Regions from separate parts of the Mus musculus genome. Here region 2 is linked to region 1. A link is a loop called in an ENCODE intact Hi-C map of the cell type or tissue named here. Cell type or tissue: left cerebral cortex. All regions are shown on one strand.

What was found. A loop is a pair of places that touch in the nucleus more often than their neighbours do. Peaks named below come from ENCODE experiments on the same cell type or tissue, not always from the same donor. Only the 100,000 strongest peaks of a DNase experiment are listed, where the experiment ranks them.
Region 2: it touches region 1 in a loop (6-fold over the local background); 12 of 42 quality-filtered maps call a loop at or near these places.

The regions. Positions count from the first base shown.
Region 1 is chr4:143,378,197-143,383,196 of GRCm38, forward strand. No RefSeq gene overlaps it. Among named protein-coding and RNA genes, the nearest start is that of Pramel1, 14 kb to the right of the region's middle. In left cerebral cortex, a CTCF peak has its summit at 2,635; DNase peaks (open chromatin) are centred at 1,922, 2,098, 2,593 and 4,319.
Region 2 is chr4:143,034,681-143,039,680 of GRCm38, forward strand. No RefSeq gene overlaps it. Among named protein-coding and RNA genes, the nearest start is that of Mir7021, 99 kb to the right of the region's middle. In left cerebral cortex, no CTCF peak of the experiment used is centred here; DNase peaks (open chromatin) are centred at 2,169 and 3,981.

The sequences.
Region 1 (5,000 bases):
CCTGTCTGTTGGGAAACTGATGTTGGATGGATGGGTTGATAGGTGGGTGGGTTGGTGGGTGGATGGGTGGGTGGAAAAGAGCTCCTTAAAGGCCTTTGCTACCCCACAGTGCTTGTGGGCACCTGTCTCCCAGCAGGTACTTGCTGGGTAGTTATAGTCATTAAGAGTAATTTGTGTATCTGTCCCTTAGGGGAGAGGTTGGTGTGGGGGACTTGAAGATGGGCCCATTTCCTTCCCCGAGGAAAACCTGGGAAGGTATCTTGTGCCTCAGGAGTGTGTAATTTGGATCCAGACTGGTATCCAGGCAAGGGCACAGAGAACTAACGGAAGTGGTACGGCCCTGTCTAATGGAACACAGGGAATGAATGAGTGAATGCATGAATGATGTGACCTACCTATGGTGTCCTCTCCTATAGCCTACACTGGGACAAGAGCAAAGGCTCTAGAGTTGGGATGCTCACAGTGGGTGTGAGCATCAGCTCTTTTCTTACTGTGCAGCATGGGTCAAGTTACTTAGTCTCCTCGACCTTGATTTTCTCTTTTGTAAAATGGACACGGTGTATCCCTAACCTCATGTGACTGTTGCGGGGACTCAGTGGGACCTCGGATGCAGGGCACGATGCAAGGGGTATGCCTCTGAGGTCCATTTTGATTTCAGATTGAAGACTGTGGAAGATGCCAGGGACCTACAGAGCCTGGCTTTCCTCCCTTTTAACGAAGAATGAGAACCGTCCCTCAGGCAACTCCTGCCTGCTTCCCCCTGTCTCCTCTCCCCACTAATGCCCTTTGAATTCTATTGAGATCCTTCTCCTGAATTCTCTCTGCACCAGTAAAGGAGAGACAGAGGGCTCGTGCCTCTCCCCAAGTCAGACAGAAGTCCTTATCTAGCTCTGAAATGGTTCAGGCTTAAGAAACTTCAGAGCTTTCCGTTTTTGCTGTTTTGTCTTTGTTTTGAGTCAGGGTCTTATGGAGCCCAGGCAAGGCTCAAACTGAAGGTGACCTTGAACTATGCTTCTCCTGCTCATACAACCTAACTGCTGGGATGGCAAACATGTATCCCCACTCCTGAATCTGGATCTATTGAACTGAAAAAACAAACAAACAAACAAATAAACAAACCATAGAGCGTCCTGTATTTCACTATTTAGTCAGAGTTGACCAGGGTGGGCTTGAAGAAAAGTGGGGTTCATTTGCCCCCTACTGCTCAGATGCTCTAGAGGATGCTGGCACCTCCAGCCCCAACAGTACTCTTCTTGTTCCTTTTTCCTCTCCTTCATGACCTCTGCCTTCCCATTCCCAAAGCCTGAATAGGGAGTTCAGTGAAGAAGACTCGGAAATTCTGTTCAGCTTTAGATCCATTCCCATCCCATCCTGTTGTCATGGTAATAAGGATGACCTGGGGATCTAGAGCTGTTGGACCCCCGTGTTTCCTTACAACGTGATCTGAATGCAGAACTGATGGGCTGTGCTAACTGAGCCTCAAGGGAAGCAGCAGTGGTCAGAGACCCACTTCAGGGGCTGCTCAGAAGGTGATGACTGGGCTCTGCCTCCTGGAGCCCGCCACCTGCAAGGAGTCAGGATGTTTAGTATGCTGCTGGTACCCTCTCCTAGAGAAGAGACCAATAAATAGCATGAGAGATGGGAACGGCCGTCAGGTATTCAGAGGTCAGAGGGAGGGCTTCGCTGAGAAAATAAGACTCGGAGGGTGTAGTCACAGGGGACATGGAGGTGGACAAGGAGACAGCAAAGAGGAGAGACCTCCATCCCTCCAACCCCCGTCTGTACCTTTGCTTGTCTCCCCGTCCACACCCAGCCAAACGCAAGACAGCCAGCCGCTGTTCCCTGAATCAGCTGCCACTCCAGCCTGGGCAGTCGGTGACTTTCAATCTCCGGGGGAGAGAGGCCCCCTCTGTGTGGCCTGGAGGCAACTCAATGTCCCCCTGTGATGTGTAGCTGGGATTTATCTCTCTCTGACACTCCTCCCAGCCGGCCAGTCGGCTGCAGCTTCAATAGACCCGGAGTGCTCTGGGATGAGCCCAAGTTCATTCAAGAGACAGAAGCCACTCAGGGAGAGAAAAGAGCTGTTGATACCAGAAAAGAATGGCTGAGCCACTGAAAGACTTGAGATACATCCAGACACAAGGCATCAGGGCCCTGGCGGAGTGGGGGTGGGGAGCTGCCTGGATAATGAATTTATTTATCACTCTGACCAGACTGTCTTCAAGGCAGTCAGGGACATTGTGGACACTCTGGAGAATCCGGTTTGAGGTCCCGAGAACAAAACCAAACTTTTGGATCACGCTCCTTGATGAAGCCACAGAATAGATTCAAACTTCCAAGGGCATCTGAATGAAGCTAAGTTAAGGAATGAAGGGCATGGGGAGATAGCTCAGAGGTTAATGTGTGTACTGTTCTCTTTAGAGGATACAAGAGAGAGTCTTAGCACCCACGTCAGACGACTGTGAGCTGCCTATAACTCTAGCTCCAGGTCTGGCATCTTTTTCTGACCTCCATAGGCACCAACATTCATGCAAAAATACACATAATCTAAAAAAAAAAAAAAAAAAAAAAAAAAAAAAAAAAAAAAAAAAAGGTTAAGGACAGAGTAAGCGCGCCCACGTGTGGCTGTATAGAGTACTGCATTCTGAAGCGTCTGACCTTGGAAATGGCATTTTTATTTTTCAGAATTAGCTTTTATTTTCCATCCCCAACCCCACTCCCAGGTTCCATACCTGGCAATGTATAAAACTTGACATGGTGGGCTGGTCAGATGGCTCAGCAGGTAAAGGTTCGAGCCACCAAGCCTGATGACCTGAATTTGATCCCTGAGACCAACAAGGTAGGAGGAGACTGCGAACGACTGGGAAAGTTGTCTTCTGCCCTTCACACCTACTCTGTGGCGCGCGCGCGCGCGCACACACACACACACACACACACACACACGCATACGCACAGGCACGCACGCACACACACAAAATATAATAATAGTAATATAACAACAACAATAACAAAACAATAAAAACCATCGTGGTTGCCTGGTGTGGTGGGTGGTACTCCTAGCATGTGGAAAGCTGAGGTAGGTGAATTGATACCAACCTGCTTTACATAGCCAGTAAGACTCCGTCTCAAACAAACAAACAAACAAACAAACAAACAGCCCACAAACCCCCAAACCCTGCCATGGCCTATAATCCCAGCACTGGGAAGAGAAGGTAGAGAGATGAGGAAGGAACTCAAGGTCGCCCTTGGCTGCCTCACAAGCTCTGAGGCCTTCCTGTGCTACATCAAAGGATGCAGAGCTGACAAGGTGGATAGATATGTAGATTATCCTGCAAGCTTCCTGGGAGATGAATGATAATACCATATTTCCGTTGCTGACAGAAGCAACACAAGTGAAAAACAGCAAGGCTTCAGTTTTTAAAGACTTGTTTTTATTGGGCTGGAGAGATGCTTAAAAACATTGGCAGCTCTTCCAGAGGACCCGGGTTTGATTCCCAGGACCCATGTGGTGGCTCACAACCATCTAACTCCAGTTCCAGGGCATCCAGTGTTCCCTTCTGTCCTTCATGGGAACGTGGGCACATATATATGTGCAGAAAAAAATGCCCATACACATAAAATAAAAATAATTAATCTATTTTTATTTTCTGTGTACATGTGTATGTCTGTGGGAGTGTGTGCCACAAATGTTTGGGTGTCCATGAAGATGTCTGCCAACAGCACCCCCTGGAAATTAATCTCCCCCCTTCCTTCCCCTACCCTCTCTTTTTCCCTGGGGCGCGAGATAACTAATTTTATTTTATATTTTGTGGATCTGGGGATGGATCCAGGACTTTGCATGTTCTAGACAGGTGCTCTTTGCTTGAGCTCCATCCCCCAAACTCCCTTTCTTTCTTTCCTTCCTTCCTTCCTTCCTTCCTTCCTTCCTTCCTTCCTTCCTTCCTTCCTTCCTTCCTTCCTTCCTCTCTCTCTCTCTCTCTCTCTCTCTCTCTCTCTCTCTCTCTCTCTCTCCTTTCTGGCCAATTAGATGCTGAAAACTATTCAGGATCACCAAGTGGGAGGGGCCACTGCACCAGGGCAGCATCTATGGTCTCTCTCCAGAGGAAAGATGGATTTGAATTTCTAACAAGGTTGAGTCTTCTCTCTGTGGCCACATCAAAGTAGGTCATGAATCTGCTCCCACAGATTTCCCTGTCAGAAAGAGAGCTGGCGCTCAGCCTGGCTCTTGATGGGAAGTTAATAGATTATTTCGCACCCAGAAGCCTTTGGTCTGTATGGAGATGCTGGGGATAGAGAGTCAGATCACAATGTTAAATGCCGGGAGGTGGGGGATAGCCTGTTTTGACAGCAAGGTAATTTTCAGACAAGCTCGCTGGCACCCTCTTATGAATAGGGATGTGTTTAAAGAAAGATGGAATGAGAAGCAATTACCGCCCAGTGCACAGTTTTCTTAAAGTGTCTCTTTCCTGTGATGCACAGAATGGAAGCCAGGGCTTTGTGGATGCTAGACAAGTGTTCTGTGTCTGGGCTGTACCCTTGGCCCTTTCAAATGTTATTTTTGGTGATTTAGTTTTTTAATTAATTGATTTTATGTGTGTGTTTGTGTGTATGCGGGCGTGCACCTGCCTTTCTGTGAACTACATATGTTCACTGTCTCCAGAGGACAAAAGATGGGGATGTAGGTGCTAGAAATTGAACTCAAGTCTTCAAGAGCAACTAATGCTCTAGTGTTGAGCCGGCTCTCCAGTCTGTCTATCTATCTATCTATCTATCTATCTATCTATCTATCTATCTATCTATCTATCTATCTATCTATCTAAGGCAGGATCTCAGAAAGGGCTCAGACCCTGCTACCAGAATCTGCAGACTAGGTCAGTAGTCTCATGTTCCTGAATATAAATCAGTGCCTTGCCAGGATCTTCACAAGCAATCCTAACATCTGCTGGGGCTGCATCTCTGGAACTAAGAAAAGTGAGACTGAGGCACGTAGCTCAGTGGCA
Region 2 (5,000 bases), 340 kb before region 1:
TCCAACTACAAGCCAGATGTGGCTCCTCTTACTGTGTTGAGTGTGTGTTGGCTCATCTTAACTCCATATACCACTGTCCATTTCACAGATGAGAAAGGCAAGGCAAGACCTAAGATTTGGACCCATGCAGTCTACCTGCAGGTCCCATGATTGTCACCAGTAGGCTATGCCACCTGTCTGGGAGCCTAAGTATACTCTCTGATAGTGTCTGGTTGCCCCAAAGCTGGGCTTTATAAAGCCACGTACCATACTCTACCCTCTGCCAATTCCTTGGCTCAGGGGATCTCCCCATGGCATTGTAACTGCTGCTGCCAATCCCAAACACACACACACACACACACACACAGAGAGAGAGAGAGAGAGAGAGAGAGAGAGAGAGAGAGAGAGAGAGAGAGAGAGAGAGAGAGAGAAAGAGAGAGAGAGAGAGAGGGAGAGAGAGAGAGAGAGAGAGAGAACAGAGTTTGGCAGGCAGAAAAGTCTGGAATAAGAAATCCCACAGAGTCCAGGCATTGTCACTTTCTGGAGGCCAGCAGCAGCTCTCTGTTCCTCCTTCTCCTCCTGGGGTTTCCTGTAATGTCACCATCACAGAGGGCAATTCATCCCTTCAGACACCCCTGTAACACATAACGCTGACGTCATCCCCACAGCCAGCCCCAAGGGACTGAGGAGACATCTCAGTTGGAAAAGTGTTTGCCTGCAAAATGAGGAACAGAGTTCAATCCTGGACACCAGCATAAAAGCCAGACATGGTTGCCTGCTTATAACCCTAGTGTCTGGATGGGGTATGGGGCTCACTGGCTAATCAGTCTAGCTTAATCAGTGACCCCCAGGTCTCAGTGAGAGACCCCCGTCTCAAGGAAAACTAAACTGGATGGCCTCCAAAGAGGAACACCAGATGTTGTCCTCTGGCTTCCACATGTGTGTGCATTTGCACACACATGAGCACAAAAGAACAACGCAAGTGGACTGTGTCCATGAACCCGCTTGTCCATTGGCTTCTCGGTGGACTCGGCCAATAGGAGGTACACGGGGAGGTCAGAAGGCAAGAAGCAGGCGAGCTTGGTGGACATTTCCTCTTCTGTTCTTGCTATGATCCCGGGAAGCTTCCTCTGCTTATTAACACTTAGGTCCAAGGCTCTAACGCCTCCACCCTCCTGTGCATTTCCAGGTTGCCTCTCCCTTCTTACCTCCACTTCCCTTCACATCGCTATGAAAACCAATCATCCAAACTGAACACAAAGCCCACTTCCTGTCAGGACACGATAGTCTCGGGAGGGAACCAATAGGCAGCTAGACCATTCACAGACTCAATCTGGCAGGTAGTGTGAAGACTGGGAAAACAGATGCAGCCTTGTCCCCGTGGACCTGACGATCCAAGGAGAGACACCCAACTGCAGAGAAAGGACAGCTCTGCGGTGCTCCTGGTGAGCAAGCCGAAGTCGTATGATGCGGATCAGGAAAGGCACTGACCAGCCAGGGAGGTCAGAAGGTATACAGGACACTGTGGTGGCATTGTTTCGCCATCTGCTGGCACATAACTCAGTGTAAGTGCTGAGGCAGGAGGAAAGACCGCTTGTGGGCTGTAGAAGCTGCAGCTGAGGACACACTGTGTTCCGAGAGCTTTTTCATCCCAGAGTGTGGCCACTGTGGAAGAGGAGGCTCACACACACCCCAGATTAGCTCTTCCTCCTGGAATCCATGGCTGTTCCTAACCTGGGAACGTATTTTGCAGCTGGCCAGCTTAGAAGTTAAATTGTTACCCCATCACTCCACCCAGATACAAATGTTGAAATCTTGCTACCTGCTACTCTGAATGCCGCTAGCTGCACATTGCACTGGCTCCTTTACAGAGGTGACTGGGTTAAAGCCGGGTCACTGGAGCGGACCCTAACCCACCCAACATAACTGGTATCTTTAAAAGAGGGTAATGTGTAAACAGACACTCCAGGAAAAGTGACTTCATAATGAGATGTGCTGCCCACAAGCCAAAGAGAGAGGCCGGGTTAGACATTCACTTTACAACACTTTCTCCATAGACTTTCAGCATCCAGAGCCCTGTAACGAGACACTTCCTTGGCATGTGTGCCCCTTTTGTGGTATTAGCTACAATGTGTGCCCCTTTTGTGGTATTAGCTACAATAGCTCTGCTGGGTAAAGACAGCCGTGAATGTGATGACAACTGTGCTTATGGGAGGGTGGTGGAGGGATGCTGACCCACCCACACACTGAAAAGGAGCCAGGGCAGCCTCAGAGGCAGAGAAGCAGGTGGTGCAACCACTGGGAAGCAAAGATACATTTCTTCCCTAGAGCTCACGGGTGGGGGGGTGGGGGAACATAGCCCTGCTGACAATCTTCATTTCCAGTGTCTAGAACCATGACAGGAGGCTTTGCTGTAATTCACTGTGTATACGGCCATTTGATACAAAGGTGCAGGGAGACAATATGCTACCTCATTTTAAAGCATGATCTAACTTTGACTAGGGGAACTCACACAGCCTTAGTCAATAAGCTTTATGATGAAGGCTTTTTATATATATATATATATAAGTTTTCTACAACCTTCGAAAGTATAGAAATTCAAAGGCTGTGGAGATGGCTCGGTGCTTGCAAGCATAAGGACCCTAGTTTGATTCCCAGAAAGCACATTCAAAAAGCCAACCTGGAGAGCTGACTCAGTGGCTTAGAGTACATAATGCTCATCCAGAGGACCCAGGTCCAGGTCCCAGCACCCATATCAGGCTCTCGCAGCCACCTATAACTCCAGCTCCAAAGGATCGAACAGTTCTGGCCTCCACTGGCATACACACACACACACACACACACACACACACACACACACACATAGATACACACATACACATAATTTAAAATAAAACAAACCTTACCCAGAAAAAAAAAAAAACGGGTGTATTGTTCACTTTTCTGTTGCTGTAATAAAACACCATGGCCATAAGAAACTTAGGGAAGGAAGTGTATATTGGCTTATGGCTCCATAGGGAGAGTCCATAAGGACAGGGGAGGCATGGCAGCCTGGAGTGAGAAGCTAAGAGATCACATCTCAAAACCACAAACACTAAGCAGTAAGAGTGAACCAGGAGTGAGGCAAGGCTATAAATTCTCAAATCCCACTCCCGGTGACATACTTCCTCCATCGTGGCTGTGCCACCTCCCGAAAACCTCCCCCAAATAGTGCCACTAACTGGGAGCCAAGGGTTGAGATACCTGTGCCTACTGGAGACATCTCTCATTCACATCGCTATGCCAGACATGGTAGCATGCACTTGCAATCCCAGCACTGAGAAGTGAGAGATCCAGGGATCCCTGGCTAGCCCATTGAGACTACTTGGCAAGACCCAAGACAGTGAGAGACCCTGACTGCAAAATTAAGATCAACAGCACCCAAGGAAAAACACCCAAGGTTGCTCTCTGGCCATCACATGCACACACACACACACACACACTGTGCATCTGCATACACATAATACACAAAAAGAATATCAAACTTCATGGTTTGGGGAACTGTCTGAGATGTCTATGGAATACTGATTCTACAGATGTGTTAAGAATGTATTAGACATCTGGGATCACCCTGGGCACCCAGTAGGGACAGACGGTGATGTCAAGAATGATTGCGGTTACTCCCCAGACTCTTCCTGTTTTCTATAGCAGGTTCAGAGCACAGTCGTCTCTGTCAATCGTTTCATTGGAGATGCTCCATGGAGTTTGTGGTCCAAGGATCCTCAGAACTGCTCCTTCGGCTGTGTTTTATAGATAGGAGGAGCAAAAGGAAGTCATTTGTCAAACACTGCAAGAACGAGAGCCCTATTTTGGATCTCAGGAAGATGGGCTTCCAAATCTGGGACTCAGTGCCATCGCTGAGCACCGTGTGATTGATGAAGCAAGTCAGCCGTGGGGGATTTTCATCAATAATAAAGCAGTAAGCAGAGGAAAATAGTACTGAAGTTACCACGTGACTGATGTGCCCAAAATGTATGTGCCTCTTGATGGGGAAAACATCAGAAATTGCTGAGCAAGGAAAACGCGGAAAAGCTAACTCAGGCTTTATTCAAAAATAGGTGAGTTTCACCAGGCTGACTGACACCAGGCTGGGGACTCGGGAGCCCGGACTGCCGGGCCACAGCCATCTGGCCCCTCTTGGCTTTCCCAACAACACATCACTGCAGTCTTTCAGGAGGCAGGCAGTGGAGTTCCCGGCAGATGGTGAACGAAGCAAACAAGGGGGTCCAGCAGGGGTGGTGACTGTGGACCAAACTTTTGCCTCCTCTTCCCACTCAGCAGCTCTTGTCAGAATCAGCATCCTGGTTCCCAAAATCTCATATCGGAGCCCTGTCGGAGGCAGATCCACAGAGACCCACTGAAGACCTAGGGTTAAATTTAACCCCTCACCTAGCCACACTCACACGCCACCCCACCAAGGGGACATGGTCCTTTTAAATACCCTCCTGAAATCCGTGTATGTGAAGCTCCCTTCAAGTAGCTTGGTGTGGTAGAGGACGCCTATGATTTGAATACTTGGAAAACTGAGTCAGGAAGATCACAAGTTCCAGGTCAGCCTGAGCTCCACACTGAGAGCCTCTCTCAAACAATATTCTGATTGTAGACTCATTCTTGTTCCGTCATGTAGTGCTGTATCTAGTGTGTTAGTTGGGGCATCTGCGACTTGTTGCTATGAGTTTGAGGAACGTCTGGGTCAGATGATGGAGTACACACTGCCTCCATGTGGTCCGTGCTGTAGGAACTCTTCTCCCAGGGAAGATGGAAACAAATATCTCCCCCTCTTTATGGGACACCAAATGATAAACTAAAGCACAGTGATCCCACCAGAGCCAAACTTGGCAAAGCCAACTAGTTTATGAAGCTTAGTTACAGAACATGGGGGAGGGTTACTTACAGGAGTGTGGGTGGCCCCAAAGCATCCACACCAGAAAGTCTCACCCCGGCATGAATGACTCACCCCAGCATGAAGGATAAGTTCCCCA